Regions from separate parts of the Homo sapiens genome. Here region 1 is linked to region 2. A link is an interaction called in ENCODE POLR2A ChIA-PET data of the cell type or tissue named here. Cell type or tissue: K562. All regions are shown on one strand. Links, peaks and the distances in the headings refer to the core of each region. The heading gives the core; the rest is flanking DNA. Region 1 has its middle 11 kb from the start of SV2C. Region 2 overlaps IQGAP2 (IQ motif containing GTPase activating protein 2).

The links. ChIA-PET counts read pairs that join two places held together with the same protein. Peaks named below come from ENCODE experiments on the same cell type or tissue, not always from the same donor. Only the 100,000 strongest peaks of a DNase experiment are listed, where the experiment ranks them.
Region 1: POLR2A ChIA-PET joins it to region 2 with 5 read pairs; 2 of 35 experiments call an interaction of 5 or more read pairs at or near these places.

Annotation. Positions count from the first base shown.
Region 1 is chr5:76,063,961-76,080,798 of GRCh38, forward strand. It overlaps a transcript of SV2C not described here, the pseudogene SAP18P1 and the pseudogene LOC100132039. Among named protein-coding and RNA genes, the nearest start is that of SV2C, 11 kb to the right of the region's middle. In K562, for the core only: no CTCF peak of the experiment used is centred there; no DNase peak of the experiment used is centred there.
Region 2 is chr5:76,447,260-76,464,097 of GRCh38, forward strand. It overlaps IQGAP2 (IQ motif containing GTPase activating protein 2), which reads left to right. Exons shown (of 36, transcript NM_006633.5): 2 at 14,311-14,410. Among named protein-coding and RNA genes, the nearest start is that of IQGAP2, 52 kb to the left of the region's middle. In K562, for the core only: no CTCF peak of the experiment used is centred there; DNase peaks (open chromatin) are centred at 8,462 and 8,682.

The DNA.
Region 1 (16,838 bases), core at 4,687-9,686, 390 kb before region 2:
GTTTTGTCAATCACAACTTACAAAAACGATTTTTTAAAAAAAGAATAAAATACATAATGATAACAATGTGGTGGGGAACAAGGGAGGAAAAGAACAGCATAGCATGAGGAGGGCTGCAGCCTAAATATAAGACTATCCTCTTACTCCACACAGATATTTTGGGTATTTCATAATAAGCCCTCGCTGCTGCACAATGCAGAGGGAGATTAAAGCTAATACTAGACTTCAGGACAGGTGAGGAGAGTGTGGAACAGAAATCTGAGAAAGGACTGGAGGAGAAAGATTCCAGATCTCCAGATCCAGATTCCATTCTCTTTCTTCAAAGAAACCACAGAGCTCAGGCCCTGGACGTGAGAGGAGATGTGAGCCTTCCACAAGGGCTCCTCCCACCAGGCGGGAGTCTTCCTTGAAGCATGAATGTGGCAAACAAACAAGCAAAAGCAACACAAGAAAAAAGAATAAAAAATGTGTGCATTAAACTTGTTATGTGAATAGCTGTTTCTACTTGGAGTGAAGCCCTTAAGAGCCTCTGTTTTAGTTTTGCATATTGCACATCACTTGCTCCGTCATCATCCCCAAAAGCATTTGTTAAAGCCTTCTCTTTGTGGGGTATTGTGTTAGGTCCTACTCAGAGCAAATCAGGAAGAGATGGTTCCTGGCCACTGGGAGTCTACAATTCAAATACCAAGGAAGGGCCCCATCGTTTTCCTTCTTCTCCGGATCCCTTGTAGCAGAAATCCAGTTTATATTTTGGCAGGAACTGGATTGAGATGGTCAGAAGGTTAAGGTCAACCTTTCCCTAACCTTTCCTCTTTCAAATATCGTGTTCTGAGAACATCAAAATGCTATATTAACTGCTAATATTTTTTCTATTGTTAAAGTGATTTTAAGATCAAACACATCTAAATTCTAAGAACAATGTATTTATGAATAATCAAAAGAACAACAGAGAAAGCTATTTTCCTGTCTTCCTTTTTCTCGTAAGTATTAGATCTAAAAGAATCTTAAAAGGGAAAACAAACCTTGTAATTTATTACTGCCTTTGTTATGTGAGTGGTTGGTTTTGATGTTGTTGATAGGCTTATTTAATATCACATTTTTAGCTTCGCTGGAAAAAATTCTCTGAATGTTTTGGTTCCCCAAAATTATTACGTATAATATAAAAACAAGATTTCAAGTAAGAACAAAATACTGATCTGAACCTTCAGTGCATGTAGCTTCAGCAAATAGAAACTTTTGTGGTTTTTAAAATATAATTGTATCCCTTGCCTGATAAAATTTTCTTATAATACCTTATGCAACAGCAACCTGTGACTGAAAATAGAAAATGGAATATACATTTTTAAAGTAAAATATTTCTTTTTAAACATCGTGCATCAATACCTCGAGGCCAGAAGTCTAAATATCTGTCAGAAGGTGGCAAACCAGAAATTATAAAAATCAAAGACATGGGAAAAACACATTTATCTTAGCTTCCTCTTCATGGGGATCAAAGTTCACACTAAGCACAGTGATTACATCTGTTTAGTAAGCCGTCTGCCTACAATGAACTTCAAAATTTATTCTTTCTAGTTAAGAAATACGTAATTTTTTATGAACGGCATAGAGAAATAAGAAATAATCTTTAACATTTTGAATACTTCCTTCCTGTGTTTCTATTAGCTGTAGTATATGTAGTTGAGATCACACTACACATCAATTTTTACACTCTAGGTTTTTCGCTTAATATAATTTAATGCTTTATGTTATTAGAAACTGTCCATTGGTATCATTGGAATGGCTACTTGATATTTTATCAAACAGGTACACCATAATATGCTAAGCCAGTCTTCTATTTTTAGATATTTAAGATATTTCCAGTTTGTGCTGTTAGAAATAACACTGCATTGAACAGCTTTGCGGGCAATGTTTCCTTTTAGGGTTCTACTTTAGGATAGACTCCGGAAGGGGGATTATTGCACCAAACAGTAGGAATGGTGTTAGAGCTCTTGGCATGTGTTGCAATTTTTTTCCTTAACCCCTCAAATAGCAGCACCAGTTTAAACCACTTTCAGGGTCTATCAGAAAGGACCTTTCCTGACATTTTAGAAGGATCTAGAACTAGAAATACCATTTGACCCAGCCATCCCATTACTGGGTATATACCCAAAGGATTATAAATCATGCTGCTATAAAGACACATGCACACGTATGTTTATTGCGGCACTATTCACAATAGCAAAGACTTGGAACCAACCCAAATGTCCAAAAATGATAGACTGGATTAAGAAAATGTGGCACATATACACCATGGAATACTATGCAGCCATAAAAAAGGATGAGCTTATGTCCTTTGTAGGGACATGGATGAAGCTAGAAACCATCATTCTCAGCAAACTCTCACAAGAACAAAAAACCAAACACTGCATGTTCTCACTCATAGGTGGGAATTGAACAATGAGAACACTTGGACACAGGAAAGGGAACATCACACACCGGGGCCTGTCTTGGGGTGGGGGGAGGGGGGAGGGGGGAGGGAAAGCATTAGGAGACATACCTAATGTAAATGATGAGTTAATGGGTGCAGCACACCAACATGGCACATGTATACATATGTAACAAACCTGCACGTTGTGCACATGTACCCTAGAACTTAAAGCATAATAAAAAAGAAGAAGAAGAAAAAAAAAGAACCAGAATTCTGTGTTGTTTCATCTTCATATGTTCCTCCCTGTTTTAAAAAGTAACTGAACTGAGGTTCACATGAAGGGATGCTCTGAGAAAGAACCATGCACAACTGTCTTTGTACAGATCTTGTTGAAGACATGGTCCTCTGTGTCACCAAAGGACCCTGTTAAAAAAAAAAAAAAAAAAAAAGCATGGTAGAGAAATTGCTCTCAGACTTCATTGCCAAGGAAAAGTGAACAACTGGTATCCATAGTCATTTGGAGTCTTACAGCTATGTGTGTTTATTTTGCCATTGGCCAGTAGGGAGTTTAAAAGCTCACTTTGCAGTGTCATGGAAGGCTTACTGTTTCACTTTATTTTGGCTTCAATCTAGTTTTCTCACCTTAAAAACAATTTTTACAATTGATTTGTTAACTACTTTAAGTTCTTAAAGAAAAAAGATGTGATCTAAATTAACTAATACATAATTTTCCCTTAAAATGTTTTTGTCAAAAAGATATTGTCACTTTGAGTTGTATTTTACTGAGTATTAGTAAAATTGAGTATTTCTTCATTACTCATTTATAGTTCCTCCTTGGTGGTTTGCAATTTATTTTCTTTGTCCATTTACTTACTGAGGTCTTTTTTTTTCCTTTATAATTTGTGTTTTGTGTGGTAAGACTATCAAGCCTATCAAACTTTTTCATATTTGTCACGAATATTTTCCAGTTATTTTTTCTGACTGTGATTTTTTGACTTAAAAAAGTCTCTTTGTTATTTAGTATAATTTTCCACAGTATCTTTGGAAGCAGTCAATGAATTATTATTATTGTTATTTGTAATTTCTTCCATTGCTTTTAAGCTTAGAAATTCTGCACTGACTGAGAGGTTTGACAAATATAAACTTCAATTTTATCTAGTATTTAACTGCCTTAATAATTTTATAATAACTCTTTATTTGAAATTAATTTTGGTAAAGTTCATGTGGTTAGGATCTAGACTGATTTTTTTCTCATTCCCCTAAAATTCCTTTAAGATGTTGTATGTTGTTAAATCTATACATTGACTTTGGAAGAATAGATATCTTCAAAATATTCAGATTTTCCATTCAAGAGTATATGTGTCTCTATGTATTCAACATTTCTTATATATCTTTTAGTAAAATGTTGTGATTTTATTCATGTGGTTGTCACAATTTTCTTGCTAAGTTTATTCTAGGTATTTTATGTTTTCTCTTCCTTTTATAAATAGTATCTTTTCCAATTATACCTTATAATGGATTATTGCCAATATGTAGAGTAGTTATGAATTTTTTGCCCATGTGTCTATATTCAGCCATTTTACTAAATTAACTTTCTCTTGATGTTTATCCATTTACAGTTCTAAAACTATCAATCATGATAGTTTCTTCTACTTTTTTCTTATTCTTACGTCTCAAATCTTTGGTCCATATTTGTATTCCATTAGCCAGAGCTTGTAAAACCAAGCTAAATAATGCTGATGATAATAGGCCTCTTTATTTCATTCTCACTTTAATGGGAATGCCCCCAGTGTTTGCTTAGTAAGGATAACATGGTTGTCAGTTTGACATAAATATTATCTTCCTGAGAATGTATTTCCTTATACCTAGATTTCTAAAGAGTCAGGAGTGGGTGTGAAATTTTAAGAATTAACATTTTAACATATATTGAGATACAATCATGGAATTTTCTTATGTGATCATATGATTATTATTAATGTATTTCCTAACACTAGAATATGCCTTCATCCTGATGAAACCTATGAGGTTGTGTTTACTCTTTTTTAAAAAATATATATAATGCCATATCCAATTTGCTGGGATTTTGTTCAGGATTTTTGCATCTTCGTCCACACTTGAGATTGTTCCATAGTGTGTGTGTGCATGTGTGTGTTTGTATTATCACTGTAGGTTTTTGTGTGTCATGGTTTTCCAGTTTCATAATTGACTGGAAAGTTTTCAATGTCTTTGTACTCTTCAAAATAGTTAACATAGTAGCAATTATCTGATCTAAAAAAAGTTGAAGAAATAATTGTCTATATTCTTATTTATTTATAACTTAAAACATTCCAAGAAGAATGAAAGAGGTTTTACCAAAAGCTATATAAGAGGACAAAATGTAACTAAGACAAAATAAACTATTTGCATATATGTATCATAATTTTTACTGATACCGAGAGTTGAAAGAAAAGTTCCTTAGGTCACCTTAAAGGATACACAGCCCGACCTAGAGAGCAAAGCCCTTGCCACCATCCCCACAGTAGTAAAATGTTTCTTATAATATGTTGTATACAGGTTCATGGCATAACACAAATGCATCAGTGTAATTAATACCATCTGCAAAGTATACAAAAAATGAAGTGCAAAGAAAAGAAAAGAAAAACAGCTCAGGTATGCAGCTCACCCAGTTGGTCTCACATAATAGGGGTGTAACATTCAAAGTATCAAATGGATGCATTGCATGGTCTTCAGCTCCTTCCTAAATATGTTTTAGTTACAATTGATCTTTTCATAAGAAATGAGCAGAAGAAGGTTTGAAGTTGTAATTGCTCTCTGCCAAGAATCTGGGGTGCAGATTCTCTATATCAACACCATATGCTTTGAGAATCAATCAAGGAGGACAGGGGCTGCCTCCCCTTCCAGGCCATCTGTCTGACTTTATGGCTGCTCCATCTGTCTGAGCAGCTCCATTCATGGCTCCATCCTCTCATCTCAATGAGGCTGTGGAAGTGCTGGAGAGTGACCCTTGCCTTTGGGTATCTCTCCATGTTGCACTCTCTACCTTTCAGTCAAGCCTCTGACATCCCTGATCGTCATTCTGCTGCCCTGTAGTGTAGGTCCTTGTTTTGTCCTGTACAGGGCCCCTCCGCTCAGGCCTCACATTCCCTGTGGTCCTGGTGAGTATATCAGTCAGGCAGCTTATCCCTCCACTTGTCATGTGCCCCAGGTTGGGCCTTTCAGACTCTCCCGGGAATCCCAGGCTAGTCACACAAGGATGAAATGCAGAGGCAGCCGAATCATTCTAAAGGCAGAGCCTGAAAAGATGCTTCTGAGAGTTCAGCCATCTCCTGGCTCCTGTCTTTCCCAAACCTGGTTCTTCATTTCTTTTGGGGATTGTCTTTGCTTCTCCTCTCTTTGGTTTTCTTCCAACCTCTCTCCTCTCTCTCTTTCTCACTGTCTCCAACCCCCGTTTCTCTCTCTCTCTCTCTCACACACACACATACACACACACAAACACACACACACACACACCCTTTCGTGGCCTAAGTTAGTCTCAGGTTCATTTTCTGATGTTTGCAGATCCTACACTGATAACAGGACACAAAATTAGATTCCAGGTCTGTGCAGCCCCTTTGGGTTGACACCTGAGTTGTACTGTGTGCTGGCTTATCACTTATTCCTGGAAACTGTCTCTCAGGTCATCTTCCACAGTCTGCAGCTTGGAGTCCAGTCCTGCCCCACACCTGAGAACAGCCCAGGTCTCCAGGGCCCCAGCCCACACCCAGGATGCTAGGCTTCTCTCATCCTGGAGAGGAGACAGTTCCTGGGGGATTTCACCAACCTGAACCCTCATCAGATTTCCACTGCCCACCTGCCCATGATCCAAGCAGAGTTCTTTCCATTTGCTCCTTTTACTCTAAAGAGCCTCATCAAGTGTCCTGTTTATGTGCATGTGTTTCCAGGTAACAGGAAATCTCGCACCACAGAGACAACTGTGGTTGTCTCCTGCCCAGGCCTTGTTCTATCAGGCAGGTTTCTACTGTCCCCAAGGTTAAGGCACTCTGTAAGGAAGAAGATAGCAATTTTCAGTGGCACTTCAGTCTCTTCTTCTCCCCTGAGGTAAATCTGGACATGCTTTGTAAGTAAGAATACATAGCTCTGCCTTCTCTGGGACTCTGAGGTCTCAGCACAATCACCTCTAAGAGCACTGCTCATTCCCACTTATCTTTGAACACTGTCTGGACTTTGTCTTCTTTGGGAAGGGTGGTATGTAGAAGGTGGCCATAAAAATGATATGGTACCAAAATGTCAAGCCTGCATGTCAAGTTCTAGCCATCTTTTGGTAGTTCATGAACACTGCGCTCTATGCTCTTCTGGTCTTACCTATCAAGGAAATCTCTTCACTGAGCATTCTGAGAAGTGATGATCTGGAATATCTTCTATCCACTATGCTACTTCTGCATTCCCTCTGGGACAGTTTGGAGAAATGTGTTTTGAGATCTCTTTGATGGAAATCCTATACCAGCTTCTCTTCTTCCAAGGACTCCCTATGCCTCCATTTTCAGGAAGTCTTCGGAGATGAGTTACCTCTTCTGGATGCAGGAGTTGCACAGCCTTAAGGTGATATCTGAGGCAGTGAGGCAGAGGGACAAGATGGAACCCACCATACTTTTAGGGTACCCATTAGTGATGTGACTCCACCTCCCGTGGGATGAATGAGAAGGAGGTGGAAAAAGGGTAGACGCTTCTTTCCTAGGTTTTTTGAGAGAGCAGGCAAGTGCTCCACAGTCCTCAAACACAGAGCTTTTAGTAAACTATAGCTTAGACCTAATGCCAAAATGGGGCTTCCTTCTCCTTCCCTTGGAATTGACAATAACCTAGGATAAGCTTGATTTGACTTTATGTCAGTCATAAAAGTGTGATTTGCAGAGAATCTCTGGAAAGTATGTGGAGAAGACGCACCGAGCAGGAGTTATAAAAGAACCTGCAGTTCTGAGCTGCCGATGCATATAAAAGTGGGCACAAATTGCATTATGGGAGATTTAATGTTGGTATAGGATGCACTGTCATGCAGGAAATGGCTAATAGAGTACCCAGAAACCAAACTTGGGACTGGGAGTTGAGTGAAGAGATAGTTTTAAAAATATCTTTATTATCAGGGAAGAGCTGTAGTCTAAGTGTAGAGAAAGGGAAAACCAATTAGACAGACTATTAATACCGAATGTTTCCATCATTAACACTCATTGTGTTGCTGCTTCTCAAAAAGCCATTTGTGACCCAAAAGTTGGTCAGCACCAATACCTTTAGATCATGCTAAAAATAGAAGTGAACCTAACTTCCTGAGAGCTTACTACATGCATTTTTAATAGCTAGATCATGTAGGGAAATCAGCATGTCTATTATTAAAATAGAAAAGCTGAGTGTTAGAACACTAATTTGGAGCAGGAAGATTATACAAGACAAATTCTGAACATGAAGATGATAATTTTCCCTTGAGCAGGAAAATAATTTAATAGAACTCAATGCATTAATAGACCTATAGTAGAATGTTAAAAAGAAATTCTAGCAGTGAGAATGGGGAAGACCTACGGGAATATTCAGAGTTGAGCTATAAATCATCTGGATACAGAGGATCCACAACACTTGCTCCAGAGCTTAGAGCAGCAGGAGAAATCACTGAACGAAAAGGAGAGAGAAAAAATTCAAAGAGATTACCCTTGTCAGAAAAGGGGCACATGTTTGTTTGTTTTTTTAACTAAATTTTAAAAAAACTATAGATATGCAGGTTTCTCCAGATATTGTTATGCCATTACCCCTCCAAAGAAGGCACTGCAGAATTTAAAGCCATGAGTTCCTTATATAGAAAAACTCTTGATAATCCTTATTTTGGAAAACAAAGTTCAAGAAAAAATGTGAAAAATTAATTAAATGTGTGAACAATTATTCAAAATGTGTTTAGCACCTTTCATATGAAAAGCATTGTGTTGGAGAGTTTGTGGGATTTAATATTGTAGAAAATGTGATGTCCTTGCCCTCAAAAAGCTGTTGTACTACAGGAAATGAAATGGAATTATTTATAATGAAACTGGTAAGTAATGAGAGCCATATATGCAGTTGACCCTAAGAGCTAACAAGTGTGAAGCTGGGCAGGATGCTTTTCCCTAATGGCTGCAGAATTACAGTAGAGAAGGTGGTATTTGGTATCTCAGGTGGTGGGTATAGCTTGATTAACTTTACACAGGAGTAGAGAAACTTCTTTTTCTCTGGGTAGATACCCAGGAGTGGGATTGCTGGATCAAATAGTAGTTCTACTATTAGTTCTTTAAGAAATCTCCACATTTTTTCCATAGTGATTGTACTAGTTTACATTCCCACCAATGGTATAAAAGTGTTCCCTTTTCACCACATCCAGACCAACGTCTATTATTTTGATTCTGATTATGGCCATTCTTGCAGAAGTAAGGTGGTATTTCATTGTGGTTTTGATTTGCATTTCCCTGATAATTAGTGATGTTGAGCATTTATCCATATGCTTGTTGGTTATTTGTATGTCTTCTTTGGAAAATTGTCTATTCATGTCCTTAGCCCACTTTCTGTTGGAATTTTTTTCTTACTGATTTGTTTGAGTTCTTTGTAGATTCTGGATATTAGTCCTTTGTCAAATGTATAGATTGTGAAGATTGTCTCCCACTCCGTGGGCTATCAATTCTGCTGATTATTTCTTTTGCTTTGCAGAAGCTTTATAGTTTAAGTCCCATCTATTTATCTTTGTTTTTGTTGCATTTGTGCTCGGTTTCTTGGTCATGAAATCTTTGCTTAAGCCAATGTCTAGAATGGTTTTTCCAATGTTATCTTCTAGAATTTGTATGGTTTCAGGTCTTAGATTTAAGTCTTTGATCCATCTTGAGTTGATTTTTATATAAGGTGAGAGATGAAGATCCAGTTTTATTCTTCTATATATGGCTTGCCAATTATCCCAGCATCATTTTTTGAAAAGCATGTCCTTTCCCAATTTTATGTATTTGTTTGCTTTGTCGAAGATTAATTGGCTGTATGCATGTTTAGAGCATCACAATTCGCAATTGCAAAATATGGATCCAGCCCAAATGCCCATCAATCAATGAGTGAATAAAGAAAATGTGGTATGTATGTGTGTGTATATATATATATATATATATATATATATATATATATATATACACCATGGAATACTACTCAACCATAAAAAGGAATGAAATAATGTCATTCACAGCAACCTAGATGTAAATGGAGACTATTATTCTAAGTGAAGTAACTCAGGAATGGAAAACCAAACATCATATGTTGTTACTCATAAGTGGAAGGTAAGCTATGAGTATGCAAAGGCATAAGAATGATACAATGGACTTTAAGGACTCAGGCAAAAGGGTGGAAGGGCGGTGAGAGATAAAAGACTACACATTGGGTACAATGCACACTGCTCGCGTGATGGGTGCACCAACATCTCAGAAATCACCACTAAAGAACTTATTCATGTAACAAAACACCACCTGCCCCCTAAAAACCTATTGAAATAAAAAATAAATTAATTTTAAAAAAAGAAGTAGAGAAACTTGATGAGTCTGTGGGGTATGCCAATTAGCCCAGAATATCCATGTCTTCTCATCCCTCATTGGTTGAGGGTTCACAGACCTACTGTGCAAGCACTGGGGTGGCCAAGGGCAGAGATGGGTCAAACCATCCTGGCCTGTGTCATTCAGAACTTCCTCTGCAGTGAAGGCTCTGGCTCTCTGGTGGGCATTGATTTGAGACACACGAACAGGCAAAGGAGTTTGCACTTTAAATCACTGTGTAATCATGGAGTGATTTAAAGCAGGTAAATTGTGCTTCTTCTGGGAAGCTGTACTTCTTTTTGGAGTCTCCAAACCAATCCCTGGGACCCCACAATGCTGTGTGATGCGGTTCCACTCTTCTCAGCCACCATTCAGGTAATGGTAGCTCTTCTTCCTGGGACTGAGACATGAGGAACATCCCCCTTCCTTGCATCTTACCAGATGCCACATTTACTGAGGCGAGACATTTTCTGAGTGACAAAAACTACCTTATCCTAGATGTGCAGATAATATAGGAACAAACAACATAGAGAGATTCAGTTATTGGCCTATAAAGCAAACTCAGGGTACGGCCCTGAATGGCCTAGAGTTTCCTTTAGTTCATCTCTCTCCTTCTTAACAAGAATGTTTTCCAGACATCAAAATCTGCCTCTTTCAGAAAAAAGTATCTCTTGTGGGCATTTTCATCTTCCTTTCTCATCTCTACCCTACCACACACTTCTAAGTGACACACTGCCTTCCCCTTTGAGCCACCAGAGGAGGCTAGAGACCTCTTCCGAGTTTCTTTCTCTGACCCTGCCTGGGGCAGCTTCTTCCCTTTTGCTTGTTAAGATACTGAAGCCATTCTGACTTTAGGCAATTATTTGTCAAACACATTCTATGATGTAGTAACTGTGCTAGAACCTTGGAATACAACAGATGGAGACATCCATCTTGTTTTCCCAACAGAAATAAACTTGAAACACAGCTCAACTCAAATCAGTAGACATTTGTGGAGTATCTACTGTGTGCCAGGTGCTCTTTTAGGGCTGGAGAGAGTATAAGGATGCTTTCAGCTGTGAGCAAAAGTCTCTAACTTAAAGTGGCTCTAAAAAATAAAAAAGAGGAAATGTATTACTACACAACAGAGGTAGGGCTGTTCCAGACATGGCACACCAGGGTTCTGGCACCACTTCTCTGAAATTCACTTGACTCTTACATCCTTCATGTGTTATGTCATCAGGCTCCCTCCCCTCCATGATTCCAGGATATTTGCAAAGTTCTATATGTCACATTCAAGCAAATAATGTCTAAAGACACAAATGGGACTTCTTTGCTGCATTTATATTTTCGGGAGTAAGGAAAGCTTTCCCAAAAGCTGTCTAGAAATCTTCCCTGCAAATGTCATTGAGCAGAATTGTGTTACAAATCCATGCCCAAACCAATAACTGAAAGGGAGAGAGGAATTATCATGACTGATTTGGACCAATTAGAATGTAATGAGCCCATTCCCTAAAGCCCACTCCCTAAAGGTCATGTGAAAAGTGGTAGATCTCAGTTTGCTGAGGGGGTCGGAGCTCTGGGCAAGAATCTCGAGAGCTTGTCAGAAGAAGATGGCAGTGGAGTCATGCGTTGCACTGGAAGAAATTAACAAAGATCTGGAGATGCCCACCAACCAAGAGAAGACATGTCCAAGCTGTCCTGTGGTCCAGTGAGTGGCAGATCCACACTTAGATGGATGCAACCTTGAATTAACTGACTAGATTAGTAAAAGAAGTCTACCCAGAAGCTAGAAAGAAGGGCACAAACTTCAATTTTGCAGTTGTTTTATGGATCTTAAAAGACATTGCTATCAAGTAAAGGAAACTGGAAGTGTCATGTCTGGTAGAAAAGGGGTGAATGATGAATAACCCTAAAGTGGCAGCAGTTCCAAATAGATTATTTGCACATAGCAATTACTCCTCCAAACCAGGCACCACTTCTCTCAGGGCACATGAGACCATATTAAATTTTATTTACTATTTTTTGCATTTATTTTCCAATTAGTTATGTAAAATTCCTTATATAGTCTTTTTCATCTTATTTCCATTGAGCCTTTAAACTCTAAACACACTGTAATGCATCTATGTAGGAGTTATATTTGGTTGTGCTATGGAATGAGCATTAATAGAAGGTCCATATTGTTTCAAGCCCTGCTGTAAAATATGAAAAGTGCTCTTAGCATTCTGTATAAAACTGTATTGTTAAATATATGTGTGTAGTTTTTGAAAAGGTAAATCCCTAAATAAAATCAGGATTCTCTGAGGTAAGCATAAAGTATCATATGTGTATGGAAGCTGGACTGGATGTTGGTAGGGCAACCAGCAGAGTTGGATAGAAGATTGATCTGGTGCCTTTTTAAATATGATTGGTTATTCCTTATAGTTTCCTATTGCCTGCACATATTTTTCTTCAAGTACAGTGAAAATTATGACCAATAGTTCTAACTATTGAAGTTTAACTAAAGAAGTCTTTCTTCAGGAAAAGATTGAAGTTTCTTTTGTTATATCTGCTGGTGCTACTTCATGTTATCATGCTTCCTTGTGTGTTGTTATTTTATGTGCTTCATTATTTTCTAACTTTCATTTATTTATGTGATTTTTTTTTGAAGTCCAGGATGAGGGAGGGCTCCTCCACATAGGATTTGCATTTCTTTCTATCAGGGATCTGGGAAATTACCAACCCAATATTAAACTGAATTCATAGTTTGTTGAGAATTTGGTGCTAGAGAGCTCTATGACTTGTATTCAGTTGAAATTTCTCAGGTAAGCATATTCTACCTCTACTGCATAGCCACATTCTCTTGCTTTACTAAGCATCAAGGCAACATTTTCAGCAGTCCCCTATATTGGTAGAGGTAGGGAGCATTGATCTCTGGTTTCCCTTACACTGAAAGTGTAAACCTTCAGGTTGCTTGTAATGGAGGGTGGGCTGTGCCTCACTATTAGATTCAATAACTTGGGCAGGTCCTAGGTTTTGTCTTGTATCCCCCTCACGTTAAAAAGGCAACGAAAACCTACCCCATCATATTACTATCAAACATCTCGTAAAAGGATAGGAGGATGGCTGTTTAAGAAGTATTCATTAGAATTTTACCATTTAGCAAAACCCAAATGAAATAGTGGATAAGTAGCAATAATCATCAACAACTGCTAACATCACAAAAGTGACAATTAGTATATGCCTCCTAATTAAACGACACATATGTAGTAGTTTCATTTAAAAAAAAACAAAACCTGCCTCTGATAAGCCTCTCGATCTATTTTCTGGATTGCAGGAAATACAGGGAGCAGCAGAGCATGTTAAATAGCATAACGGGAACGAAATCAGTAAAATCCAGACTGTGGAGAGCTCTACAGGACATATGGTTTCTTCATCCATAGTAAATTCTGAAGGGAAAAGAAAGGAAGGATGAACCAATAGATAAATAGAGATTTAAGAGACATATCAACCAATTGCAATGTATGGTAGACCTTATTTGGATCTTGATTCAAACAAACTAATTTTTAAAAACATAAAATAAGAGGGCGAGTAGGAAGGTAGGAGACAGGGGTGTCTATGGAAACAATGTGAGTTACCCAAACTCAGTGTGGCAGCACCCTTCTGGTTCTGGTTGCTGATCTTCCACAATTTTGGAAAGGAAATGGGGGCACCAGCCACAAGAGCAATCCACTTGCCAAACTGCCTTCCTAGAACCAGGACCTGTCCACATGTCCATGGCTGACTTCATAAGTGGGAGCTCTGCAGCTCCTTGGGGCATTTGGTCAAGACTACAATGAGTTTTGGAGTCAGAGGAAAGCTGAAGAGCACACTGAAGGGGAGAAACAGGGATAGGGTCCATGTGGATCTGGGTGTAGGCTTAAAGGACCCCACCAATAGAACCTGGCCACCAGAGAGGTGGCCTCTTAAACTTTAGAGTTGTTTAATATATGGAGCATGGAGACCAACCCCTTGTTTGCCCAGGTCCAAGGATTGTACTGGTTGGAATGAATACCTGTGTGTATACTAAATTGCCAAGGATTAAGGCAGGATTAGTGTTCAGGAAGTGACATCAACTTAGGAGTCAATCAGGAAAGTTGTAGAGTGACCTGGAGGTCTGAGCATGCTAGCCACATCTAAGAGTAGTGGGTGAAATAACCTGATGAAAGGAGATTTATAGCAGTAGGTTTCAGGGAGGAGGGATGAAGAATGTTCTGGAAGTAGCAATGCAGAACAAGGACATCACCTTCCTATCTCCAGACACAAGTGATGCAAGCATTGGAGGGAAAAGTCAGCCATCACTTGAGAGGGTTGTGGGAGAGCAGCCTCTTAGGAGGGCAAGCCATACTTCCATGAGAATAGAAAGGTGAAGAGAATACTTGGAGATGAGGTTGAGGATATTGGGCATTTTGCTAACAGTGGACTTTGAAGTCCAGGAGGCATAGTCAGAGGGTTTCAGGAGCTGGATAGTGAGAAAGGGACAGAATACTGGATGTGCTGAGCCTTATGAGTATTAGAATGTAAGAGATGAGAAAAGCACTTGAGATTTTGGGGCTTCTTGTGTTCACTGATACAAGCAGGCATTAAGGGCTTAACAAGACGAACATTGGTAGACTCAAAACATACTGTTTTGACTCCCGCGGGCCACAGCCTGACACGGGCATGCCCCTACCCCCTGGCTCCCACAGCCACCTACCGGAGGCATGGCACAGGGAGGGCCTCGCCTCACTGTCACAGCAGCATGGCACAGCAAGATCAACTTCATGCTCGGTGCCAAAGCTGATGGCAAGACCATTCTAAAAGGCCTCCAGTCCATTTTCCAGGAGCAGGGGATGGCAGAGTCTGCACACCTGGCAGGTTAATGGCTAGTTAGCAACCTACAGACAGAAACACAAAAACAGCATCTTTGCCAATTTGAGAATTTACCTACATGGATTGGTGTTGCTGGACCTTCAGAGTTACAATGATGACTTGCAGGGCAAAGAAGAGATCGACAGCCTTTCAAACAATGTAGAAAAAAGAATGAAAGAATTGAGTCAAGACAGTACTGGGCTGGTGAAGCGATTACCACCTGTAGTTTGAAGAGGGGCCATCAACAGACATTGGTCCACCACCGATGGGCGCCTGGTTGAATATGACATAGATGAAGTGGTGTACAATGAAGATTCACCTTATTGGAACATTACAATTCTACACTAGAAGCAATTTGGAAATATTCTCATCCTTAGTAGGGATGTTGATTCGGCAGAGTGATTTGGCATATACCTGGGCCATCACGGGCAGCAGCAAAGCAGATTTCACTGGCAAAGAGGTACTGCTTCTCAGAGGCTGAGATGGGGGCATATTATGAGAAATAGTCAAACTAAAATCAAAGATGGTCACTATGGTAGAGATTGACCAAATGGTGATTGATGGATGTAAGAAATATATGCAAAAAACATGTGGTGATGTTGTAGACAATCTTAAAGGAGGCTGCTATCAGGCTCTGATAGAAGACTGCATTCCAATACTGAAGAGGCACACCAAAGAAGGGAGAGAATTGGATTGTGTGACTAACGATTTGACAGCTGTTCCAATCTCCACATCTCTGGAACAAGATTCCATGTGGGAGTTTCTCAGACTGATTTTTGACCCATGAATGAATGTATTGAAACAGGATGGGAAATATTTTACACAGGCAAACTGTGTCAATCTGACAGAAGCCCTGCCACTCTATGAAGAACAGCTTGGGTGCCTGTATTGCCTTGTGGAATTCTCAAAGGAGATCGTCTATGTCCCTTCAAACTTCGAATTGTGGGTATTTTACGCTGTCTGGAAGAAAGCTAAACCCTGAAGATGAATATCCCTTAATCACAGGTGCTGCAAATGGCCTTTTTCACTTCCATATGCTGTACATGACATTGAAACAAGTCAGGCAATTGATTGTGAATTCCTTGAAGTTTTCTTTTTAATTATTATTTTTAATTTTAAAAAGCAAATGGCAAATGTATATTTTGATGAGCTTAGGGTGTTTTTTTTTTTGAAAGCCAGCTGAAGGATGGTTCAACAGCACAGCAAAGACTGCCAAATGCACTAACACCCTAGAATGTGATTTTTGTTACTTTTTATTTCTCCGTGGGCTTTGTTTTTTTGTTTTGGTTGTGATAGACTTTCAATTTGGATGTTTGGAGGAATGAACATCATTGTTTTGTTCTGGAGGGAAGTTCTTGGTGGTGTTTCTTTCACCCAATATTGACTTAGATATTAAAATGTGGTGCTTATAAGACAGAGTTTAAAAAAAATGAATAGTAATACTTCGATTAAAATTACAAAAGAGACAAAAAATAGTTTTGAGTGTTGTGGAAGCTGAGTGTTGGGGTAAGAAGAGTAGGTGTCTGCACTTTGCTATAGACTCCTGATGATAGTGAGGAGAAGTGGAGAGCTGTGTGGACTTGGTCCAAGAGTATGGGGCTGTCTTCAGACATCTGCTGTGGAAGCCAGGTGTAACTCTGACTTTCCAGAGCATCTTACAAAACCAGTTCTCCAAAGCGCAGGCTTTGGAAAACCTTGCCCTGACTACTAAAAGAGGAAGAGCAACTGACATTTATTCTATACCCATTGTGTACTAGGCACTGTGCTTCTTGTGTATATTATAAAATATAACCACTATAGCATCTGTACTTAGTGTGAATTATTTTTATGAAAACCACTTTGCTGATGCGAAAACAGACCTCTCATGCTCATTAGGTGTCTTTCACAGCTTGTTTTTTAGCATCACAAGACGACACCCTGCATTGAGGAACAAAAGTCCTGAGGTGTAGGAGAGCAATGACTTTAGAGTACTGGGATTCTGTGGGGATGGAGGGTATACCCCTTTTCACTCC
Region 2 (16,838 bases), core at 6,753-11,752:
CACTCGACCAGTCAGGTAGTAAAGAGAGCTCACTAAAATTCCAATTAGGCAAAAACAGGAGGTAAAGAAATAGCCAATCATCTATCGCCTGAGAGCACAGGGAGAGGGACAGTGATCGGGATATAAACCTGGGCATTCAAGCCGGCAATGGCAACCCCCTTTGGGTCCCCTCCCATTTTATGGGAGCTCTGTTTTCATTCTATTAAATCTTGTAACTGCAAAAACAAACAAACAAACAAAAAACATGGGGCATAGCCACGTCCGTCGAGAGCTGCCAGAATCGGTGGGTCTAGGGTCTTGAATAAGATGCTTCTTCCCAGGAATGATGCCTCCCAGCTGGGTTCCCTAAGCTGCCTGCACATGTTTGACCAAGTGTGAGCTAAGCTGGGGTGGGTGCTTGGTTGGTTAAACATGAAGTTGCTTATGTGGCCTGAGACCTCTGGGCTGTTAAACCAGGAGCTGCTGGTATGCAGACCTATGCAGCCCGTGGGGTACACATAGCACATCTTCTCAAAAATGCCAATTTTACTAAGTTTGGGGGTGGGAACCCCTTCTATTTTAAATACTGAAACACAGATAAATTGTGGATTAAAATGAAAAATGGATGATTTTTTTAAAAGGGTGAGACAGACATGATACTTTATGCTAATTGGACTTTGAGCTGTGCCCCCAAATATTCCTTTTCACCCCTTGTTCATTCCATGTGTTTCCTCTCTTCTGCATGTAGGGTTTTCTATGAAAAAGCTTATTGCTGCACAATTTGGGAAGCCTGGGGATGTGTGGAGGTCCAGAGAGACTCAGAAAGGCTGGTTTGCATCTCCTAAGGGTAGCGTGGCTGGTAAGAGTCAGACTGCTGCATGGCTGTGCTCGCCATGTGTCATCTGTGATCTTGGACAAATGGTTGGGCTGTCTCAAGCCTCTGTTTCCACTCTGTAAAGTGGGAATAATACCAGTGTCATAGGATTGTTGTGGGTTAAATGCTGTGCAATGAAGAGGAGCTGGTGCTGGCTTTGTCTGTGTCTGTGGAAGGGTGGATAAGGAGATGAAGCCTCACCTGCTGCTTCTATTAGTGCCTCTCCTAGCCCTCTATCCTTACTTATTCATGTAGCAAGGTCTCTACATGCTGGAATTCACAGCCTTCTTTTATTGCTGGATCTCTTCTCTCTGCCCTTTGTCTCCCCTTAGATAACTCTAACTCCTCCAGACCTGATATCAAGATGAAAGGAAGGCTGGCTTGGGATCTGGAGTAGCTGAAGATCTGGAGTACCTGAAGACTACTCCAGAGGACTTTACCTCCAAGGGCAAGAAACCCATCTGGTGTGCTGCTCAAGGCTCTCCATAAGTGGAAGCATCAGGATAGTAGTGGGTGGAGCACTAGGAGAGGAAATGGGGAAGCAAGGATTTTGAAGGGCAGATGAGAGCCATTATCTTTAATCTCCATCCCCATTCCCATGGGTGCAGCTCTAAACATGTTGCAAGAAAAAGCAGATCCACATGGACTATGAATACTGGTCAACTGGCAAAATGAGCTTGGTTTGAGTATTAAATTAATAGTAATTATTATAATATCATCAGTGACTTAACAATTGATGCCCAGTGAACTGTACATGATTCTCTTGCAGGTATGTGTATTATTAGGTGTTCCAAGTCAGCCACCTTGAAAGAACTTTTATCAATAGAATGAACATCTGCCCAGCTTCTTGATTTTGAGCTGTCACCTGATCTTCTCACTTTCATCTCACAACCGTACTCCTCTCATCTACCCAGCTTAGAAACAGCTGTAAAATGACCTGGGGGTCTCCCTTCACCTATTCTGGAGAAGCTCAAAGACTTGGAAGGGTGGAGGGGAATGGCCCTCTTAGCTGTGTCCATAAAACAGAGACTTTGAAGGCTGAGGATTGGGACAGAAATGTGCCTTGATGTGTGTGTACGATTTCTCTATTCTTGTCTTCACTTCTCCAGATGTGTTTTGCACCTAACTTCCTTTCTCTCCCGTCCTTCAAACCTGACTTCAAACTCTCTTCATCTAGAAAACTGGCTCTGATTAATCCCATTATTGAACAACCTCTTTTCCCTCCCTCGGCTTTTCTATTCTTTCTACTTTAATGAGTTGGTACTTTTTCCAAAGGAGCTTTATAACTTTTCTCCAGCTGTTAAATGGGTCTTCTCCTGTTAGATTGTAAACTGAGGTACAAAGTCCTTCTTCCACCTTATCCCTTTTCTCTACCCATGAAGTGCCCTGCAACTATTTAAACATTAGTTAGAGACTTTGCCATGTATCAGAAGAAACACATTCTGTTGTTGTATTTATTGGTTTTAATTATAAAGCAGTTGGAATGCATTTTAGGATTCTGAATCTCCATAATTCTCTGCCAGCACTTTGCACCTAGTGGACCATTAGTAGGAATAATTTTCCATCCCTGCCTAGCTTCATAATTGTAGACACTTCTGCTGCACAAATGCTGGCAGGGCTCTCATGACTTAATTCTGAAATTGTATTTAGTGGCTAATACACAGAGAAGATTTGGCTATCTCCTCTGGTCTGCAGCTGACATGTGGCATGAGGGAATTTACATACAGTACCACGATCCAGTTCCCAGCCAAGAATTAAACGCCTGGAGGAGATCAGTTATTTAAATCTGAAGCAGTACAGCATGAATTATATTTAAGGTAGTTGCTGTTCTGGCTCTTGTATAAAGTTCTTTCAGCTCTGGGCTAAAGAATCATAATACCTGAAAACCTTCATGTCTGTTGTATGTTTATAAGAACATCCTTTTCTAAACTTGGGACCATTTACTTTCTGAGAGCAGTGGTACTGCATGTTAGAACAAAAAGCACACAACAAGCCAAAACCAAAATGTTTGCAGCTTTGTTGCCCTAGTGGGGTAAATTCTTTCCCATGAGAGAGCTGTTCTCTGTGTATTTTATACACTTTCCAAGTAGTTTACACAATCACGGGTTGTATACATTATCTTCAGCCTGCAAACTCGATGTGAACCTCACCCACTCTTGCCAACCCAACTCCCTTCCCACATCAGCCATTCCGTTTCCTCCTACTGCTTCCTGTGCTGTTGACCTAAAAGAATAAAAATGTTTGCACTAATATAATAGGGTACCTCCAAAACATAAAGGTCAGTGAAGACTAAACAAAAACCAAGAATAGTTTTAAATACACACCAACTCTATAGAGCAATCTATTAGCTCTAGGACCTTGAGTAAAGCACTTAACCCATTTGAATCTTAGTTAAGTGGAGGTAATAATAGGAGGTAATAATATTTGTCCCATCTATCTGATGAGAGCTGTTTTAGTCATATGAGAGAATTTATGTGGTAGCACTTTATAAATATGTACTACTTCTATGAAACTGAAGAGCTCAGCATGTTTGGTTCAAGTCTTGCTGCTTGCTGTTGGCACCATATGCAGTGTTTTATGACTTCTCATGAGTCTGGTCTCCTTACAAACCCTAAATGTGTGGACCTGAGCTGATTTTCATATCCTACTTAAACCAGAGAAACTTCTTGCTAATGAGAACTAGCCTAGGTGGCTTTAGTCCTGAATCTAATCACATTGAAATATATTCTTGATCCATGACTGTATTGTCAACATATCCCCATTTGCATAGTATGATCCACTTGAGAGCTGAGTTTTTGGCAATCTTTTTTAAATTGCCCTGAATCATGTGTTAATTCACACTCACTAACAGCATATGCTTGCATTAATAGCACCCATCTGTTCAACATCATAGTCTTCTAATTGTGTCTGTTATATTAAACTTCTCTTCCAAATATAAGTTTTGACTTAAAGTCAGCTCCTTAGTATATCCCTGGAACAGTGAAATGCCTTTATGTTTTGTCCCCTTAATTGAACAAGCTTGTCTTTATGTAAATTGGCATATTGGGGTGACTTTCTGGTGCCAAGCCATGGCTTGTTTCCACCTCCACCATCTGAAGTCACGAAGTGTGCTGGCTGTTACTTGTTGACTTCCTTTTTCTTCCCCCATACCGTGCTCCTCTTCCTCTTGTTCCTTCTATTGCCAGTCCTGCCTATGAAAAGCATCACCATGTTTTTCTTTCTTCTTCTAATTTGGATTTCATGTCACACAGGCTTGCTGCAGCCTTCTCGTCACTGTCCAGGTTAGGTTCCCTTCCATTCATTCTCTTTCACTCACCTCTTACCCTACCTGTTTTCTCCCATTAGCCTGTCACACCCACGCTATCTCTTTAGGCCGTTGGGCCTTCTAATAAGATATCATGGCATTAGTCATCTTCTGATCACTTCCTCTCTGCTGCCTTTGAACTTCTGTGATTTTTAAAAATACGGTAAAACTGACTAAATATTCATTGTACATTTTGAATGACCATGATCCTTTTCTAGAAGTTCAGATAGATCAGTTAGATGCATGAAAGTCATCCTTTGCAGTGGACCTGGTATTAATGCTTATTCCTCATTATTATTATTTTTTTTTCTGCAACTGAACATTAAAACAAATTTAGGCTGGACACAGTGGCTCACGCCTGTAATCTGAGCACTTTGGGAGGCCAAGGCAGGCAGATCACTTGCGGCCAGGAGTTCAAAACCAGCCTGGCCAACACAACGAAACCCCGTCTCTACTAAAAATACAAAATAATTAAATGAACGTGGTGATGTGTGCCTGTAATCCCAGCTACTTGGGAGGCTGAGGCATGAGAATGGCTTGAACTCAGGAGGTGGAGGTTGCAGTGAGCTGAGATCACACCACTGCATTCCAGCCTGGGCAACAGAATGAGACTGTCTTAAAAAAAGAAAAAAATTTAATCTCTTGTTATTTCTGATATAGATATAGTAAAGTAATACAGGTAAATGGTATAGAATATTTGGAAAATGTATAAGAATTAAAAAAAAAAAAAGAACAAATCTGACCTCAGGTGATCTACCCGAGTGCTGGGATTATAGGCGTGAGCCACCACGCCCAGCCCTTGTTTTTTTCTTTTCTTTTTTTTTTTTTGTTTGTTTTTATTATACTTTAAGTTCTAGGGTACATGTGCACAACGTGCAGGTTTGTTACATATGTATACATGTGCCATGTTGGTGTGCTGCACCATTAACTCATCATTTACATTAGGTATATCCCCTAATGCTATCCCTCTACCCTCCCCCCAGGAAGGGGGACAGCCCTTGTTTTTTCTTTTGATCTTATTACAACCCTGGCATTCCTCATGTGATCTAATTTGTCAATATTGAATATTAATTTTTTTCTGTTGCTGGACTATATTTGAGATTTTTGGATCTCTGAGAAAAAAGCCTATAATTTTACTTTTTATACTTTCAAGATAGTAACATTAATTTTATGTGGTTTTCAGGGAAAAACAAATTCACACAAATCTATCTGCTGATTAACAAGATATCTATAATAATAGCGACACTCTCAGAAAAGCAACACCCTCAGAAAAGCCTAATGGCTGCTGATGTCATCAAGCATTTACATGCAGGGAGATAGTGGCACTTCAGTTTAGTAGAAAGATCATGAACTTTGGAACCAGTTGTTTTGAATCCCAATTCTGCCATTTACCTGTTTTTATGATCTTAGAATTACCAAAGACTAAATTAGCTAACCTCTCTGAGTTTGTTTCCTATTCGAAAAATGTATTTTCCAATCAATTCCTATCTTTTTTTTTTTTTTTTTTTTTTTGAGATGGAGTCTCGCTCTGTAGCCCAGGCTGGAGTGCAGTGGCGCAATCTTGGCTCACTGCAACCTCCGCCTCCCAGGTCCCAGTTAAGCAATTCTCCTGCCTCAGCCTCCTGAGTAGCTGGGATTACAGGCTTGCGCCACCATGCCTAGCTAGTTTTTATATTTTTAGTAGAAACGGTGTTTCACCATGTTGGTCAGGCTGGTCTTGAACTCCTGACCTCATGATCCACCCGCCTCGGCCTTCCAAAGTGCTGGGATTAAAGGTATGAGCCACCGCACCCAGCCTTCAATTCCTATCTTAAAGAGGAATGCAGGGACTAAGAAGTAATATATGCAAAATATGTGATGTAGTAAGTGCATGTTAAGTATTAATCCTTTCTGTCTGTGTTTTTTTATTAACACATCATAAAGAGCTTACATTGATTAGAGGAATAAGTTATGTGCTGTATAATATACAGAAAAAAAACCCACTTGTAACCAAGAGATTGTTTTATTTTCTTGCATGTACCATTGAATCATGTGTGATCTATTTTTTCATTTTTCCTAATAGTCAAGGGAAAATTAAGCCAAGGCTCACTGTTCCCTTGTCTTCTAAAGCCTCCAACTTTGTAGGAATATCCTCTGCTATTTTACTATTTGGGGTGGTTTTTGTGAGGATAGGGACAGGGTGTTAGCAGTGACTTGCTACTCCTTGGGAACAGCCCAGAGGACTGTTGTTATAAGACCTGCTAATTCTGCTTAACAGTTGTAAAATATTATTATTTCTATGGGGCATTAAAGTTTATGTAAATATCTGGGTCTTTAAACTATTCATTATCTATAGAGAATAGGGAGAATTACTTTAGGATTGGTTCTAAATAACTTGAGACATTTTGCCCTGACCAACAGTTAAAGCATAAAAGGTTCATACCGAGTCATAGGGAGTTGAGTTTCTTTCCCTTCTTCTAAATATAGTAGAAGCTTATCCAAACTAAAGATTTTTAAATTACCTTCTGTTGTTGGAGTTAAATTTTTTAAATTGGCCTTGGAAACTTGACACTTCATTCTTTCTTACTGAGATCTGTATGGGGATGGGAGGACAGAGTGTATAGGAGCAGGCAGTGGGCAAATGGAATTTTCTCTGTGCCTACTTGGTAATAAGTAAGAGGTTTGGTTTCCAAACTGTGTCTTGAAATTGTAATTGTCCAAGAAATCCCAAATCTAGGAATCATTGCCTATAATTCTTCCAAATTAAGCAGGGTTCTAGATACACCCCACCCACAAACCCAGTCTGCAGGCCAGCCCTCTGTATATGGGCCTTAATGTCTCCATGGGCTGCTTTGGGTTTCTAGATAATGAAAAAAGAAATTAGATATATATATATTTTTTAATTATTATTATACTTTAAGTTTTAGGGTACATGTGCACAATGTGCAGGTTTGTTACATATGTATACATGTGCCACGTTGGTGTGCTGCACCCATTAACTCGTCCTTTAGCATTAGGTATATCTCCTAATGCTATCCCTCTCCCCTCCCCCCACCCCACAACAGTCCCCAAAGTGTGATGTTCCACTTCCTGTGTCCATGTGTTCTCATTGTTCATTTCCCACCTATGAGTGAGAACATGCGGTGTTTGGTTTTTTTGTCCTTGCAATAGTTTGCTGAGAATGATGGTTTCCAGTTTCATCCATGTCCCTACAAAGGACATGAACTCATCATTTTTTATGGCTGCATAGTATTCCATGGTGTATATGTGCCACATTTTCTTAATCCAGTCTATCATTGTTGGACATTTGGGTTGGTTCCAAGTCTTTGCTATTGTGAATAGTGCCGCAATAAACATACGTGTGCATGTGTCTTTATAGCAGCATGATTTATAATCCTTTGGGTATATACCCAGTAATGGGATGGCTGGGTCAAATAGTATTTCTAGTTCTAGATCCCTGAGGAATCACCACACTAACTTCCACAATGGTTGAACTAGTTTACAGTCCCACCAACAGTGTAAAAGTGTTCCTATTTCTCCACATCCTCTTCAGCACCTGTTGTTTCCTGACTTTTTAATGATTGCCATTCTAACTGGTGTGAGATGGTATCTCATTTTGGTTTTGATTTGCAAGAAATTAGATATTCTTATTCAGATTTACACAGCGGACCAAATGAATTTTTCTCTTGTGTGAAATTTATAAATAATTCTTCTATTCTGGAAAGACATCCTGGGTTTGGAGACCCAGGCTTGGTTTAAAAACAAATGAACAGTCTGATGCAGTGGCTCACACCTGTAATCCCAGCACTTTGGGAGGCTGAGGTGGGCATCCCTCAGGAGGTCAGGAGTTTGAGACCTGCCTGGCCAACTTGGTGAAACCCTGTCTCTACTAAAAATACAAAAAAAATTTAGCCTGGCATGGTGGCGCATGCCTGTAGTCCCAGCTACTTGAGAGGCTGAGTCATGAGAATCGCTTGAACCCAGGAGGCAGAGGTTGCAGTGAGCCAAGATCGTACTACTGCACTCCAGCCTGGGCAACAAGAGCGAGACTCTGTCTCAAAAAAAAAAAAAAAAAAAAAAGAGAACAAACAAAACCAACAAGTGTTAAGTAGATGTTTGTAAGTATGAAAATAGTGTGGGGACTTTTGTATGAAAGTGGGATTAAGGAACCCTCTTTCATGTGTAGATCCTGATGCCATGTACATTGAAAGCATATTTGCAGAAAAGGATAAATTATTTTCGTAAAGCCTAAACTATCTCTCCATTTTCCTGCATAATTATGACAAGCTTCTTAACTATTCCAGGCCCTAGTGACCTCACTGCAACAAAGAGGGTATTGGCAGCCAATCAGGAACTCTAACTCTTGTTGGTAAACTTGTCTTGTCACTGTTAGTTACCCTCACTTCTCCACCTGGGAAATTCTTCTAATGCCAAACTTGAAGATTTGGGGCTTTGTGTTATTATGGTAGGTGGCCATAGTCGCTTACAGCCTTGTCTAACCCGAATATCCTCTGAAGTTGTGTGTTGATTTATAACTTTGGAAGGTTCTTAGAAATGTGTCATGGGGGAACAGTTCCAGGAATGATGTGGAAGGCAGGCTTTCCATAAAGTTCCCCTGCCCTTAGTATCTTGTGTGACTATTATGAGAGCAGCAAACTTCGTAGGACTAAACTTGGAAGGACACAGCATCTCTGCCTTGAAGCACAAAGTTGAGCACACCATTCAGCAGCCTTTACTAAGCACCTATTATTTCTTTTGCCCTTGGTAGGGATATAGAAATGGATGAGACTCGAGGGCCTGTGCTCAGTGTCTCATAATTTTAGTGTCTTGATGAAGCCATGTTTTTAACATGGGGGTGGCAGTCTCTTTCATCGTTTCAGATTCTTTAGAGTGCCTGTGAATACGTATTGGTTTACTAACAACTTCGGCCTAGGGTTTGCCTATTTTTCAAAAGAAAATTCAGTTTAAGGAAGTTTGATTATGTAGTCCTTTAAAGCTTAAGATTAAGCAGTTGTGAAATACTTTTGGAAGCTGGTATGAAGCAGGAATGTACCACGGGTCAAATTTACAGAGGGTATCAGCTTACCTGAAATCTTGGACTTTAGGTTCTCTCATCTTTATATTCCATTCTCCCATTCCCACCCCAGTTTTAGTGTCTTGGAATCAGTTCTCTTCCTTCTAGTGTGTTCTTTGATGTATAAATGCCATCTCTGATAACTATTCTTTAAGTTGTGAGAGGGGGCAGATATCCTTTTAGGTATTTTCTTCCAGATAAAAGCAGTTCCCAACTCTTAGAAGATGGTTCAATGAACAATTGAAATGAATTATCTATTCAAGTATACTTAGGATTCCTTGTAGAAATTTTGAAACACATAGAATAACAATGTGTATTTATAATGCTAAGGCTGGGCACCATGGCTCACTCCTGTAATCCCAGCACTTTGGGAGGCGTAAACTGGAGGACTGTTTGAGCTCAGGGGTAAGTTCAAGGCCAGCGTGGGTAACATAGTGAGACCTTTTCTCTACTGAAAATAAATAAAGGTTAAATTTTTAAAAATACAAAATAAATGCTAAATTGTGGACATATTTTTTTCTTTCTTTCTTTCTTTTTTGAGACAGGGTCTTGCTTTGTCACCCAGGCTGGAATACAGTGGCGCGATCATAGTTTGCTGCAGCCTCCACTTCATGGGCTCAAGTAATCCTGCCTCAGCCTTCCGAGTAGCTGAGACTATAGGCTTGCACCACCACACTCAGCCAATTTTTTGTATTTTTTTGTAGAGATGGGGCTTCACCATGTTGCCCATGCTAGTCTCAAACTCCTGAACTCAAGGGATTCATTCACCTTGGCCTCCCAAAGTGGTGGGAGCTACCCCAGCCGGACATATTTCTATGAATTGGTAATTCCTGGTTTTCTGCTTTTCCTTGAAGAGAAACACCCTAAATAATACCCTATTACAGAACAGATTCCAAGCCCTGGTTTTGGGGCCTCTTGCCAACCCTCCCTTCAATATATCCCTCAAATCTAAGCATTTCGTAATTATGCCAAACTTTCAATTGTTTAATAAAAACTTTGAGAGACCTTTTGAGTCATATTCATCACTTTGTGTTCCATCTCCATAATAAACTGGCACCAAGCAGCCACTCAAATGTTTGTTGAACAAATGAGTGAATTTTAATACAAAGTGTATGGTGGCCTTGGTGTCTCTGTGTGAAGGTAGCAGGTAGAGAATAGGGGAAATTAAACAGCGACCATGTCAACTCCTTATTGAATTAGGTAGATTTTGGGCTATTTTTACATTGGATTTTGTACGTGTTCTTTGGGAAATGGACTCCTAAAGGACCCTTTCATTTCTAATTTATACTTCTATTTCAAAATACTCTCTAACAACTTGCTTTCATTCTGCTCCTTGAATCTGTGAATAAGCCTTATTGTGTAATTTTCATAGAATGCAATTGCTTTGAACTGTCATCTGATGCTGCAAGTGGTATTTTGTGAGTTGCTAATACATCAGAAAGCTGTGTTCTTCACAATGTCCTCATGTTTTTTGTGGTTCACGGCAGCAAGTAAAGATGAACTGTGGAGGTTGCAGTTAATCAAGTTACTTTAAAATGAAAAGAATTTTGAAGCCACTTAAATGACCTGCTTCTTGGGCTTGGCAGTGACAAGTCCCTTCCTGGGCCCACTTAGATTTAACAGCAGGAGGTACTGGGCAAAGAATAAGGGCTGCAATGTTGACAGACCTTAGTTCCGGCCCTGGCTTTACCATTGACCCAGCAAATAGCTGTGGGCAGTCCCTTTCCCTTGCTTGACTTTGGTTTCCTCATTTATAGGAAAGAGATAATGCCTATCTCTGAGGGTGATCATGAGAACCACAGAACCACACAGTAACATATGGAAACGTCCTTTATAGGCAGTAAAGCCACATCTTAAGTGAATTATTTTATTAGCTCCATGATGGATCTTTAAATGACAGTGTTATTATCCATGCCAGTGGTTCTTATCAAAAGCCACTACTTAGTAAATATTGAGTAATGCAGAAATATTTGCAGGCAGTCTCTGTGGCCCAGAAGGACTTGCTTTTGCTGTTAAGATTTTCTCAAATTCCCTAACCTTCCTAGACTTACAATTTGACAGTAGATTATGAAAGGTGTTCTCTCCCATTCAAGGAAGGTGAGGCCAAAGTGTGTGTAGTTAGAAAGTCAGTGGGCCAGGCAGAAGGTCAGAAGGCAAGGAATGGGTATGTACAAGGAAGTCCCATGAGGGTACACATTTTTTATACTTATTACCCTGTGTCTGGTGCTTTGACTCACATGTGGCACATAGAACCTACGAATTGAACATTAGTTGAGTAAAGTCCACAGAATGGTGCTATCTTTGCTCCATTAATGATCATACTCTTATTGAGTGTAAATAAATAAAATTACCTCACAGAGATATTTTGGAGCCCTTTGGGAGCCTTTCCCGATAAGATATTTTATTTTTTCATCATATATTTTTACAGAGCATGCAGCCTGTGCAGGGAGGTGTGCTGGGCACCATGAGGACACAAATACGTCTTCTAGGAGTTTACTGTTAACCAAAGCAGGATAGGAGGGCATTTTGAGCTGAGACAATCAGGAAGACTTTGGGAAGAAAAGTGCCCACTGGGTCAAGCCTGGAAGATAGGTAGGATCCCACTAGATGGGGTCAATATGTTGCAATTGCAATTTAAAGCTTTGTGGGTGTGTATTTTAATTCACACATTAAGTAAAATCTCTTATTTGGACAGGATGATAACAGAGTTTGGGAGCCCCTCAGCAGCTGTCCTGGGCTGGTACAATATTGCATGGTTTGTGGAGGCAGTTGTGGGCAGAGGCCGAGGGACGGGGTTCTGCTGGGGCTTCTGTCTTCTGCTGGGGGGTTAGTTGAGGCCGGAAGGGTGCAGCAGCATAGGAAAGATGGGGAGAGCACCGCCTTTTTAATGTGACTCCAGTGCCCACTCTTCCAAGTTGGGGATGGTGTGACAAGCACATGGGCTCCCACTAGGAGTTTTATTTTGGATCCAAACCTTACTGTTTCTGAAGTACTTACTATAAAATGAAAATATCCTGTCAGAAATGGGAAAGTCTTTAAGCTGAAATTAAAAAGAGAAACTGGAAATCATGAGGTATCTTGGGGATTAACTGTTCAGAACAGTAGAGATGGAGGATTAGGTGATGGTATGTGAGTGTGGCAGGTATCATTTAAGAAAACACAGGGAAAGAAATATAACTTTTTTTTTGAGACAGAGTCTCATACTGTCACCTAGGCTGGAGTGCAGTGGTGCCATCTCAGCTCACTGCAACCTCCGCCTCCTGGGTTGAAGCGATTCTCCTGCCTGAGCCTCCTGAGTAGCTGGGATTACAGCTGGGATTACCACCGCGCCTGGCTAATTTTTGTATTTTTAGTAGAGATGGGATTTCACCATGTTGCCCAGGCTAGTCTGGAACTCCTGACTCAGTAATCTGCCTGCCTCGACCTCCCAAAGTGCTGGGATTACAGGCGTGAGCCACCGTGCCTGGCCTAAAAATTATAATTTTTAAAGTCTATTCATTATGGAGTAATGATGAGCTCACTTAGTGAGGATTCACTGGAAGGTAGTTTTTCTGTACGCGCAGAGTGCTATCTATGTGCAAGGAGCCCTGACAAATTGGCAGGAGACATGAAGATGATCAAAAGCTTCCTCTAAGGATCCCCTAGTTTGGAGAGACAGACAGACTGATTTACAGTGGGGGGCTTTTCTGATGAGTGATGTAATAAAAATGTGAACTAAAGTGCCAAGGAGAGCCAATGGATTTAGATTCAGAGATCCATGGAATTTTGCCTGAGATGATGTGAAAGGCACCACCTGCAGAAGGTGGGAGAATGGCTTTCCAGGCAGAGAGAAGGGTGGAGCAGAAGCACTCAGCGTTGGAGGGAGTGGTGTGGTCCTGGAACACGGTGCTGCCTGGGAGCTCTGGCTAAAGTGTGGGCTTCCTGGATGTGGGGAGATGCAAAGTGCTCTAGAACTTGTTCTGTAGGAAATAGGGGAGCCATCAAAAGTTTTGAGAGGGGAAGTAATAAGGAAGACGCTTCTGTTGGCCATGGGGAGAATGAGTGGAAAAGGGGTAGTGGCTGAGTGACTAGACCTGTTCTGAGAGTTTTATGGGAGAGACATTAAGACCTGGACTCTCGCAATGGAGGTGCAGAGGAAGATTGAGAGCTTCTGTACTTTTCTGAAATGTGAGAGCTCAGTTTTAAAGTTTAGATTGGACTGAGTTTATTAAAGAAAAAGAAAATGTTTTTGACACATGTCAATCTTTGTTGACACCCGTTGGTATCAATGCTGTGGGGTGAGGTCTCCATGTTCAAGGAATGGAGCCACAATGGAAAATTGGGAGTGGTAGGAAGGGGGATGGGACAAGGATGAGGACATCCATGGAAGCTCCTGCCCGTTTGCACACTGCTTTTTTTTTTTTTTTTTTTTTTTCCCTGAGACTGAGTCTAACTCTATCGCCCAGGGTGGAGTACAGTGGCACAATCTTGGCTCACTGCAACCTCCACCTCCCAGGTTCAAGTGATTCTCCTGATTCTCTTGCCTCAGCCTCCCAAGTAGCTGGGACTACAGGTGCCCCCCACCACACCTGGCTAATTTTTTGTATTTTTAGTAGAGATGGGGTTTCACCGTGTTAGCCAGGATGGTCTGGATCTCCTGACCTTGTGATCCGCCCACCTCAGCCTTCCAAAGTGCTGGGATTACAGGCGTGAGCCGCCGCACCTGGCCTTGATTCACTTGTTAGAAATAATACTGTAAAAATAAAAAAACTAGCCAAGTGTGGTGGCGTGTGCCTGTAGTCCCAGCTACTTGGGAGGCTGAGGTGAGAAGATTGCTTGAGCCCAGGAGGCTGAGGTTGCAGTAAGTCATGATGGCACCACTGCACTCCAGCCTGGGTGACAGTGCCAGTTCCTGTCTCAAAAAAAAAAAAAATAAAAATAAAGGAAAAGAAATGATATTGTAAAATCCAAAGGCAAATTTCTCTCTCTGCCTGGTGTTTCAATACTCCTGTCTCTGAATGTTAAATGTTCAGCTGCATATGATTTTTTTCTGATTGATTGTCTCAGGTGTTTAATGAAGACTGCCTTTGTAAATCACATGTTGTTATCCTCTATTTCTAGCTATTGTGGACGATGAAAGGCTCTCTGCAGAGGAGATGGATGAGAGGAGGCGGCAGAACATTGCTTATGAATATCTGTGCCACTTAGAGGAAGCCAAAAGGTAAGATCCAGACTTAGTCTATTTGTGCACCATCTCTTGGAGATAAGCTTTGTGATAAGGGCGTGGGATTTGATGACCAGAGGGTTCTGAAATGGGCCAGCAATTCTAAAGAGTTGTCGTAGTTGGAGATGGCCAGGGAGAGATTCTTGCCTGCACTCAGTGATTTAGATTTGGCCAAACCTCCCATGCCAGGAGGCCAGTGGGCTAGGGGATGACCCCTCCACACTCTGCTCCACTCCTGAGTCACAGCTGGGTGCACATCACACTCCTGTGCATATGCTACATAGTTCTAATAACTCATTTGCAGTCTTGTTGGCAGCAGGATAATGGGAGAAGAAGCATCTATTTCTTGCAAATGGTTGGGCAGAGTTGAGAAAAAGTTGATGCCACAGCCAAAGTTGAGGCACTAGGAGGAAGGCAACTATTCATTTCCCTGCCTCGGAGCCTCCCAGGAAATCACGGGGCCAACTGCAGATTGTTTCAAATTCTTCATCTCACTGGCTTGGATGTAGAGGAGCAACAATGACTTAAATCAACTTCCTTTTTCCGCAGAGCTTCCTTGGGTCTTTTCCCCACTCGCAGCCCAATGATGATAAATGCCCAGCAGGACAGTGGCATATCAGACTGAAGTCCATCAGTCCCTAAGTAGGTTTATGACAGCAATCTCCTCTTTAAACCGTGGGTGTGTGGCCACTTAGGGTATATTGTCTCTAAAATCACATTGACTCTTTTAGGCTTTTTAGATTAAATAAATGTTGCGTTCTCCAAGGAGAAAGTGAAGATAAAGAGTCCTAAGTGCAAATACTTTCCTCATGAGAGGAATTGAGAGAACTTTATCCTTTGTGGGGTGAATACTACAGAGTTCATATACCATGAGTTAGAGTTTGATTGAATGCTTTATGCCAGGGTGGAGCGACAGTATTGTTCCCTGGACAAAGATATGTTCCAGCCCTCTTAGCTATATAGAAATAAATACTTGGTTAAATGGTCACTGGTGTTAATTATCTCTGATCACTGATGAATGGCTATCTACAGAACTAGAATGATGAGGTTTTTAATCAGTATTTTGGTGACACATGCCCTAATTTGACATCAAAATTGCTTTCAAGGGGTTTCTCAGAGTTGTTTAATATTTTAGTAGTGTCACGTAACTTTCTTTAGGCTCTAAAAACCAAGTTTTAAAGATTGTTTAACATGTCTGTGAAGTCTACAGTTAGGTTGCAGGATGCTAGCGATTCACTATCAGTCTAAGATCATTAAAAACATGCTTTTAGTCAAGTTGTCGCAAAAAAGTTAGATAAGGAGATTGATTCATAGGCATTAGAAAGAAGTGGTCCCAACCACTCCTGAGGCTAAGGTGGGAGGATCACTTGAGCCTGGGAGGTGGAGGCTGCAGTGAGCTGAGATCGGGCTGCTGCACTCCAGCCTGGGTGGCAGAGTGAGACGCTGTCTTTAAAAAAAAAAAAAAAAAAAAGGAAAAGAAAGAAAGAAAAAGAAAAGAAAAAATATACTTTCAGTGAATAAGTTCAAGGAGATAGTAGAAAAACTTACTTTTCTATTGATACTCACTTTACATTTTGTTTTTGCCTCCTGTTTTTAACAAGTGGGAAGGGGTGTCATGTAGAGGAAAATGATATGTGATTGGGAGTTGGTTTGCCTAACTTCCTGGTCCCAGCTCCACCACTTACACAAGCAGCTTGACCTTCCACAGACCATTTTACCTGTGGGAAGTTCAATTTGTCCCCTCTGTAAATGAGACAATCAAGATGATGTTACTTATTGCCCTACTTATTCATGGATTCAAGGATTTTTAAAAAATCATTTAAAGAAGGTGAAAGTATTCTGTAAGCTATAGTGCCAGTCAGGTTTATGGTGATAACATAAGCAAAGTTTTCTCCTCAGTATATTGAAATGGTATAAATGTAGCTTGAAAGCTTGTCATCTTCTCTAGTATTTTTGAAATTCTGTAGTTGAATTTTGTTTCAGAAAGTCAGCATAATGATTATTTCAGATTCTTTGAGGAAAACTTTCCTTGGAATAGTTTCATGAAAATAATTATCAAAATGTACAATTTTTCCTCTAAGATGGCTTTTCATAAATTTATTTGATGAGTATATTAGATGTAGTATATATTTATGAATCTTTTATTAAGACACAAATACTTTTTTTCTTTTTTCTTTTTCTTTTTTTTTTTCTGAGATGGAGTCTCACTCTGTCGCCCAGGCTAGACTGCAGTGGCGGGATCTCAGCTCACTGCAACCTCTGCCTCCTGGGTTCAAGTGATTCTCCTGCCTCAGCCTCCCAAGCAGCTGAGATTACAGGCGCTCACCACTACACCTGGCTAATTTTTGTATTTTTAGTAGAGATGGAGTTTCACCATGTTAGCCAGGCTGGTCTCGAACTCCTGACCTCAAGTGATCCGCCCACC